Regions from separate parts of the Homo sapiens genome. Here region 1 is linked to region 2. A link is a contact called in ENCODE Hi-C or POLR2A ChIA-PET data. All regions are on one chromosome and are shown on one strand. Each heading gives the region's core, a stretch centred on a gene start or an enhancer-like site at or near the end of the contact. The rest is flanking DNA. Distances are from core to core; before and after follow the strand shown.

Region 1 (4,016 bases), core at 262-2,761, 1.7 Mb after region 2:
GTTCCCTCCACTCCGGAAACACAGGCCTCCATGCCCATCTTAAAGCAAGTCACGCAAGCGTCCATCTCAGCCTTCATGCTGGCTGAAAGGCTCTTCTGGCTGAACTGAATGAACCAGGCTTCCTGAATTAGGCATTTTCATGAAATGCTGTGTCACTTAATTCTCTAAACTCTGTGAGGTAGGTATCACTTCCCCCACTTTACAGATTAAGAAAGTAAGGTTTACAGGGCATCTAGCTAACAAATGATGGAGTTAGGGTTAAATCCAGATTAGTCTACAGAGAAGGTGAGCTCTCAGTGAAGTTTCTGGAGGCTAAACAGAGGATTCAGTGATGTTCCTCTGAAGTCACAGTGATTTTAACAGCTAAAGGTGTGTGCTAACAACTGGTGAAGAATATGAGAAAAGGCAGTCAAAGAGATAAAAGAACCACAAGAGGAGTCACCCAAGCCAAAAGTGGAAAGTTTTAAGGAAAAGAGGGGAGAGGGGAAGTGTCAAGTGGAACCTAGACACCAGAAGCCCAAGAATCAAGCGTATACCTCATAACAAACCACACTTGTGGTAGACAGGAACCCAGATCTTGATTTAGAAAGAAAGAAAAAAAAGCCAGGCACAGTGGCTCATGCCAGCAGTTTAGGACGCCAAATCGAGAGGATCGTTTGAGGCCAGGAATTCGAGACCAGCCTGGGCAACACTGCCAGACCCCAAAAATTTTTTTTAAAAATGTAGCCGGGTGTGGTGGCTCACACCTGCAGTCCCAGCTACTCAGGAAGCTGAGGTGGGCGGATCGCTGGAGCCCGGGAGATCGAGGCTGCAGTGAGTCGTGATCGCGCCACTGCACTCCAGCTTGGGCAACAGAGCAAGACCCTGTCCGGAAAAAAAAAAAAAAAAAAAAGGATCTATCTTCTCCTGCCAATAACGGTGCCCAGAGCTATCCTACTAGGTATTGCCACTTGCCCGCGGCAAGCGTGAAGACAGGCTGTAGGGAAGCATGTGACTAAGCAACACGGCTTCACACCTACGTTCTCCTCCGGGCCAGTAAAGCAAAGTGTGTGAGTGTGCGGTGGTAGCCTGACCTTAAACTTCCCACGGCAAAGATGCGGACCCTGAGCGGGCACGTGTGAACACGGCTCTCTACCCCGCAGTCTCTAGGAGACCAGGAGGTGGCGGAGTCTCGGCCCTTACCCCGAATTCCTCCAACAACTTTCCGCCAATGGCCCATTCCTCTCTGCCCCACAGTCATGACAGTGGACCCCAACCCACACTACCTCCCTCTCAGACCCATCCCTCAGGCATATCCCGGGACTGGCCCCCGAGAAGCCTTATAACCCGTTGCGGCCCGGGCGTAAAGACCCCGTCTCACCACGGCTCCGGCCACGGCGTGGACCAGGCTTTCGTAGGACAGCACGGAAGCCATTGGTGCGGCTCCTCGAAGACCCAGCCACACTTTTCCCACAGATGCCGCAGCCAGTGGAGTTAGGAAAGGAGCACCGGAGCTCAGGGTGTGAGAGTCGCAATCCCCGCCCTCTCAAACCCGCCCGCCTGCCCTAGAACCACTTCCGGGTCGCGGGGCGGGAAAGCGGGGGGGGGGGGGCGGCTAAGAACGCCCCTGAACGCTGATTGGCCCCTGTGGGCGCGGGGCGGGACAGCGAGGTGTTCGCGGGGCTGGGCTCCAAGGCGCAAGGCGGCCTGACACCAGGTACCCGGCTCCCGGTTCCTCCGACGTTCTCTGGCGTTCCCGGGCCCTGACCAGTTCCTCCATCTCAGAAGTCTTAATGGCCTTCTTTTACTCTGGTGACAAAGATGGGGAAACTCAATGAGACTCCAGTCTCCCTGTTTCTCTGCGCCTGAGCTCTTTTCTATTCTGAAAGTCACATTTTGGCCAAGAGGAAAAAAACTCACTTGTGGACTTGGAAACTTCTTCCTCCAGAAAAACCCTTGAGTGTGGTGGGAAGAGATGTTGAGCATCAGGAGCCCAAAATACAAGACGCGAGTGGGAGCCTCCCCCTAGTTGGCAACTATGGAAGTCATTTAACCTCTTGGGTTTCCTCTGTGAAATGACAATGTACTAGTACCAACAATCCCCATCTGCTGTGAGGATTACGAAAGCCAATTTATGTAGTAGTACTTCATAAAATACTGAAGGAAAAAAATTTTTTTCCATGTTGCAAAGTGACTAACAAAATTACACAAAACTAAAGCAGCCACATTCAGCTTTAACCTGTCATACTGTGAGATTCTGCTTCAGGATGCTCCTCAGGGACTCAGGGATTCTTTCCTGAGACACCATCACCACTTGTCTTTACCATGTTTCCTTTTAGAATATCCTCGTGATAACTCCTCAGTGCTGACTACATGCCAGGCTTAGTGTTTTATGCCCATCATCACACTTAATCCCTGGGAGAGGGGTCTAACAAAGTTTAACCTGGCCGTTTTCACAAAATTTGCAGAAGATACTGCTTCCAGGAACATTCCCATCACGCCATAGAATCATGACGTGAAAGTGAAGGACCAAAAGTGAAGCGAAGATGATTTTGGGCTGGGCGCAGCGGCTCAGGCCTGTAATCCTAGCACTTTGGGAGGCCGTAGCGGGCAGATCACTTGAGGTCAGAAGTTTGAGACAAGCCTGGCCCATATGGCAAAACCCTGTCTCTATTAAAAATAGAAAAAATTAGCCGGACATGGTGGCACGCGCCTTGTAGAAATTACAATGTTGAAACTGCAGCTACTAGGGAGGCTGAGGCAGGAGAATCGCTTGAACCCAGGAAGCAAAGGTTGCAGTGAGCCAAGATTGCACCACTGCACTCTAGCCTGGGACAGAGTGAGACTCCTAAAAAAAAAAAAAAAAAGATTATTTTGGCATGGGAACATAGAAACTAGTTGGCTGTAAAACTTGAGAACTCAGTTCTCATTGACTCCTGATCAAATTGGGAGCTTGCTGTCAAGAATATACTGGATTATGCATCATAGTTATGAAAACATTGTTAATACTTTGTTTTGACGTTTTTGTATCTTACATACCAAAAACATTTTGATCAGCTTTTTTTTTTTTTTAAACCTGAGACAGTGTTTCTCTGCGTTGTCCAGGCTGGTCTTGTACTCCTGGGCTCAAGTGATCCACCTGCTTCAGCCACCCAAAGTGCTCGTATTACAGGCATGAGCCACTGTACCGGGCCTTGCAACCTTTTTTTTTTTTTTCAGATGGAGTTTCACTCTTGTGGCCCAGGCTTGGCTCACTGCAACCTCCGCCTCCCGGGTTCAAGTGATTCTCCTACCTCAGCCTCTCGAGTAGCTGGGATTACAGGCATGCGCTACCACGCCCAGCTAATTTTTGTATTTTTAGTAGAGACGGGGTTTCATCATGTTGGTCAGGATGGTCTCAAATCTCTTGACCTCGTGGTCCGCCCGCCTCGGCCTCCCAAAGTGCTGGGATTACAGGTGTGAGCCACAGCGCCCAGCATGATCAACTGAAGACTGACATACTGAAAACAGTATTTTTTTTTTTTTTTTTGAGACGGAGTATCGCTCTGTCACCTAGGCTGGAGTGCAGTGACGCGATCTTGACTCATGTTAGCCTCCATCTCCCGGGTTCAAGTGATTCTCCTGCCTCAGCCTCCCGAGTAGCTGGGACTACAGGTGCACGCCCCCATACCTGGCTCATTTTTGTATTTTTAGTGGAGACAGGGTTTCACCATGTTGGCCAGGCTGGTCTCGAACTCCTGACCTCAGGTGATCCACACACCTCGGCCTCCCAAAGTGCTCAAATTAGAGGTGTGAGCACTGCACCCAGCCAAAGTCATTTTCATATAATCAGTATGCACTGAAAAACGTAGACACTGCATAGCTACATCAGTTATTAACTGGAACTATGAAGCTGTGATGTTCGAGACACACACATACATACATATATATATACACGTATATATATATATATACGTATATATATATACGTATATATACGTATATATATATATATATATATATACACACATATACGTATATATATATATATATTTTTT
Region 2 (4,537 bases), core at 207-2,706:
GAAAACCCTAGGAAAAAGGAGAAGGAGGAGGAACAGCTGCCTCAATCAGAAGAGTAAAACCCCAAGCACAGCTGGAGGAAGAAAAGATGCTCCTGACCACCTTGACCTTCACCCTTGGCCCGAGATGCCAGGACTGAGTTTTCTCTATGGAGAAAGAAGATGGGCTGCCAATCAGCCCAGTTGAGCTCCTGCTCTACCTCCCTATCTAACTTGCTCGGTGACCTTGAGCAGGTCACTTCCTCTGCCTGGGCCTCAGTTTTTGTCTCTGTTAAATGGGAGGAGGTGACCCCCTAAGGCCCCTCCCAGTCGGCCTGGAGCCTCCCAAAGGGCTGCAGGGAGGAGGAGACAAAGGAAGGACAGTAGTGCGTACCAGGAAAGGAACTTCTCCCCAAGGATTTCCCCAGCCTTAGGCGAGCCCCCTCGCCAAACAAGTGCACGGGAGGTGTAGACGCCAGGCCCGGACAAAGTCTAGCCCCAAAGTGTGGGGTTCTGAAACCAGCAGAACAGACACCTCCTTAAATTGCAGGGTGTATGTTTTGAAGAAGGCAGATGGGGTAGGAGACTAGGGGATGCCCCAGCGCAGGGGGCGGGCTTCAGAGCCCTGGCCTGGGCTAGGAGTTGAGGTGGGGGTGGGGGCGGGGAATAGGGATGTGCTCGGGTGGCGTAGAGGGGGCAGGATCGGAAAAGGCCAAAGTCCAGCAGGAAAAACTTCAGAGGCCGGAGGAGACTTTTCCAAAGCTCCACTTACAACTTGAAAGGATTTGGTGCCAAGCGTCCAGAGTCCCGAGTTCAAAACCCAGCTCTGACCATAACGCGCTAGGCAAGTCCTTTCAACTTGGGCCTCAGTCTCCCCATATTTACAATAAAAGGGGAGCGAGGTGGGATGGCGCTGAGGATCCCTACGTCCGATCCTAATCTCCAGCTCAGGCAGGCTCGGCCGCCACTAGCATCCTGGAGCGACAACTTTTGTTCTACTCGCCCTACACGGTGGCAGGGAAACTGAGGCACGGGCTGGGGAGACGGGCCCAGCAGCGCAGGGCTGCCGGGGCCCCCGCGCCCCGCTTTCCCCTTCAGCCCCAGCGTGGAGGGAGCGGTGCTGGGGACGGGAGGGACCCCACTGGGGTCCTGGGAGCCGCCCCCGGGCAGCCTCACCTTCCGCACGCGCTTCTTCCGGATGCTCTCCACGGCGAACACCTGCTCGCCGATGGCTGACAGCTCCATGCGGGGCGGCGGGCGAGCGGGCCCGGGGCCGGGCCGGGCCGGGGGCGGAGCTGCGGGGCCGCGGCTGCGGCGCGCGATGCTGGGGCTGGCGGGGTCCCCGTCACCCTCGTCCGGGCGCGCACGCGCACGCGCACGCGCGCACACCCCCTCGCGCTCCCTCACGCCGCCGACGTTCCATTTTTGAACCTGCGCAACGTTTTCCTCGGCGCCAGCGAGCGAGCGCGCGCAAGGAGGGGGCGGGGCGGGAGCGCGCGGAACGGCCGCGGGCTCGGCTCGCGCCCTGAGGGTCAGCTCCGCCCCCGAGCCCCGCCCCCATCGGAACCCCGCCCCCGGGGCCCGCCCCCGCGGGTTGCGATTGGGCCGCGGGCCGCGAGCCGCGAGCGCTGCCGTGGGACTTATTTGGCTCGGTCACCGGCTGGGGCGGGGCGGAGGCTCGCGCGCCCCGTCTTGCTGTGACGCCGGGGCGGGACGTGATCCTTAATACCCAGGCGGGCGCCTCATAGCCTCCCGGTGACTGCCAGGGGCCGAAGTGGCAGGGCCCAGTGGAGCCGACGACAAAGTCAAGGCTCAGAGCGGGGAGGCCATTTGCTCACCTCCCGCAGCGGAGGAGACTGGGCCCGAGGCGCAGCCCCTCGAGTTGCAGGAGAGCCGGGACCCAAAAGGCTTCCCACCGTGTCCGGACGTCGCAGGGCCGAGGTCTCCCTAATCCGGCCTTCTCCGCGGCGCAGTTTGGCCAGTGTCTCCACGTCCGTCCACCCACCCCTCCATCCGCCCTTCCATTTGTCCATCCACCCGACCCTCGGTGGTCGGTGCCCAGACGCACGGGTCAGACGCGGGCGCTGCCTCGAGGGCTCCCGGGCCGGGCCCTCGTTCGCGGCAGGAGCGGCCGCGGTGGAGCTGAGGTCCCCCGGGGACGGATTTTGCCGCCGCGCTGCCCCAGCCTTCCCCAAACCCGCGTGTACTGGGCGCTAGGTGCTTAGTGGGGGCTCAACCATTTGTGGCACGAGACGAACTCTTGATTCCCCACCCCCCTTCCTTTTTCGCTAACGCGCCTCCATTCCTCACTGGGAGCCCGGCGTCGTCCCTGCTCCTTCCTGTACTGACCCCAACTTCTGTCGCTCCGGCATCCCCTCGGGGACTCGGGTCTGCCTGCCCTCACCGCACCCACCTCCCAGGTTCGCCCCGTCTTTTCTCTGGACCACAGCAGAGACCTCGCGGAGCTGCCCTCCCTCCGATCTCAGCCACACAGTGCCAGAGTGTGCTTCTAAAATGCAGATCTGACGGGGTCACCCTGTGCTTAAAAATTTTCCTCCCTATTTCCCTCACAATAAAATCCAACACCTCTTTCTGGCACATAGAAAAAGAGAATAATAGATTCACACCTGACTTTTCATCAAGAGCAACAAAGCCAGAGAGAAAATAACCATCATCTTAGAATTATATATTCAGTGAAAATGTATTTCAAGAATTATGTACCCAGTATGAGGCACATGTATCCAGAACGTAGGTGAAATCATAGCACTTACAAATACAAAAACTTAAGAGTTTGCCACTGGTAGACCCTCCGGAGGGAGATTCCAAAGCTGGAACTTCAGGCAGGAAAAAGATGATCCCAGACGGAGGTCTGATGCAACTGGGAATAAAGAAAAATGAAGAACAGCGATAGTGTGAAACAATAACAATGACTTCTGGATAAAAACAGATTTAAAATACACAACAGTGATGGCATTTACTTGGGTGAATGGAGTTAAAGTGTTCTAAGATCCTTATATTCTTCAGGAGGAAGGTGAAGATAGATACCAAATACACTTTGACGAATTTAAGAATCCAGATTGTCATTACTGGGATAAACACTGTAGGACTGGAAATACTGTGTATAGTTATCCAAATTATTGGAGGAGGAAAAAGAATGATTAAACCAACCCAAACAACTGTAAAGCAGGCAAGAATGGAGAGAAAAATAAATACAAGACGGGGCAGGGAGGGGACAAATAGACGATAGCTATAAATTCGAATATTTTGTGATTCAATAAATGCAACTAAATATTGCAGTTAAAATACAAAGATTATCAGAATGCATAAATAGCTAGATGCAGTTTACAAGAGAAACCCACAAGAGACACTTCCAAAACATAAAGCTAGTGATGGTCAAAAGTAAACACATGGGGGGAAAATACCACGCAAATGCTAACGAAAAGAAGGCTGGTGCAGTTATTTTAATATCGAGGGAAAAACATCACTAGAGATAAATAAGGTCATTTCATAATGAAAAGTGTCCAATTCACCAGAAAAATAGAACAATTTCACATTTGTATGCAAATCATCTTAAAATATAAGAAACATGAAGAAGACAGCTAGATGGAGAGATAGACAAATCCACAATTATAGTGGGAGATCTTAACACTCACCCCTCCATAAGTGGTAGGAGAAGAAGAAAAATATTCAATAGTATATAGGAGATTTGAACACAATTAATAAACTTAACTAATGGACTTCATAGCACACTGTTATCTACCATGGTAAAATACTCCCCTTTACAAGACATGGAATACTTACAAAAACAGTTCATTTCAATAAATTTCAAAAGTCAGAAATAACAGAATACATTCTCTGACCACAACACATATAAGCTAGAGATGAATAATAAAAAGTTCACTTCAAAAGCCCCATATGTTTGGAAAGTAAGAAGTATGGGTTTTTTTGTTTTTGTTTTTCATTATATTTATTTATTTATTTTGAGACAGAGTTTTGCTCTTTCACCCAGGCTGAAGTGAAGTGGCACGATCTTGGCTCACTACAACCTCTGCCTCCCAGGTTCCCAAGTAGCTGGGATTATAGGCACCCGCCACCACCCCCAGCTAATTTTTGTCTTTTTAGTAGAGGTGGGGTTTCACCATGTTGGCCAGGTTGGTCTCGAACTCCTGACCTCAGGTGATTCAACCATCTTGGCCTCCCAAAATGCTACAATTACAGGCATGAGCCACGGAAGAGGTACGTTTTTATGTTAACTAGCGGTTCAAAAAAAAGAAATTGTAATGGAAATTATAAAATATTTTTAACTGCTCTTCCGCTGTCGCCGTGGGAATGGAAATCTGTCCCTCGTGCTGGAAGCCAACCAGTGGTGATGACTCTGTGTGCCACTCCGCCTCCTACAGCGCGGATCCTCTGCGTGTGTCCTCGCAAGACAAGCTCGATGAAATGGCCGAGTCCAGTCAAGCAAACTTTGAGGGAAATTTTGAGTCGCTGGACCTTGTGGAATTTGCTAAGAAACAGCCATGGTGGTGTAAGCTGTTCAGGCAGGAATCTGGACCTTCCC

Evidence for each region. A loop is a pair of places that touch in the nucleus more often than their neighbours do. ChIA-PET counts read pairs that join two places held with the same protein, here RNA polymerase II (POLR2A). Pooled maps may share reads with other maps.
Region 1: a map of ascending aorta shows a loop between it and region 2 (5-fold over the local background). The contact joins the promoter of SLC25A17 here to the promoter of CBX7 in region 2. A Hi-C loop is called at or near these places in 1 of 168 maps with a recorded cell type or tissue (ascending aorta) and 7 of 50 pooled maps. POLR2A ChIA-PET finds 5 or more read pairs at or near these places in 2 of 52 experiments (OCI-LY7 and activated T-cell).

The regions. Positions count from the first base shown.
Region 1 is chr22:40,817,835-40,821,850 of GRCh38, forward strand. It overlaps SLC25A17 (solute carrier family 25 member 17), which reads right to left and starts at 1,512. Exons shown (of 9, transcript NM_006358.4): 1 at 1,361-1,512. The coding sequence starts at 1,414.
Region 2 is chr22:39,151,224-39,155,760 of GRCh38, forward strand. It overlaps CBX7 (chromobox 7), which reads right to left and starts at 1,457. Exons shown (of 6, transcript NM_175709.5): 1 at 1,153-1,457. The coding sequence starts at 1,221. It also overlaps the pseudogene FUNDC2P4. RefSeq lists an enhancer at 1,035-1,616 and silencers at 1,074-1,123, 1,194-1,763.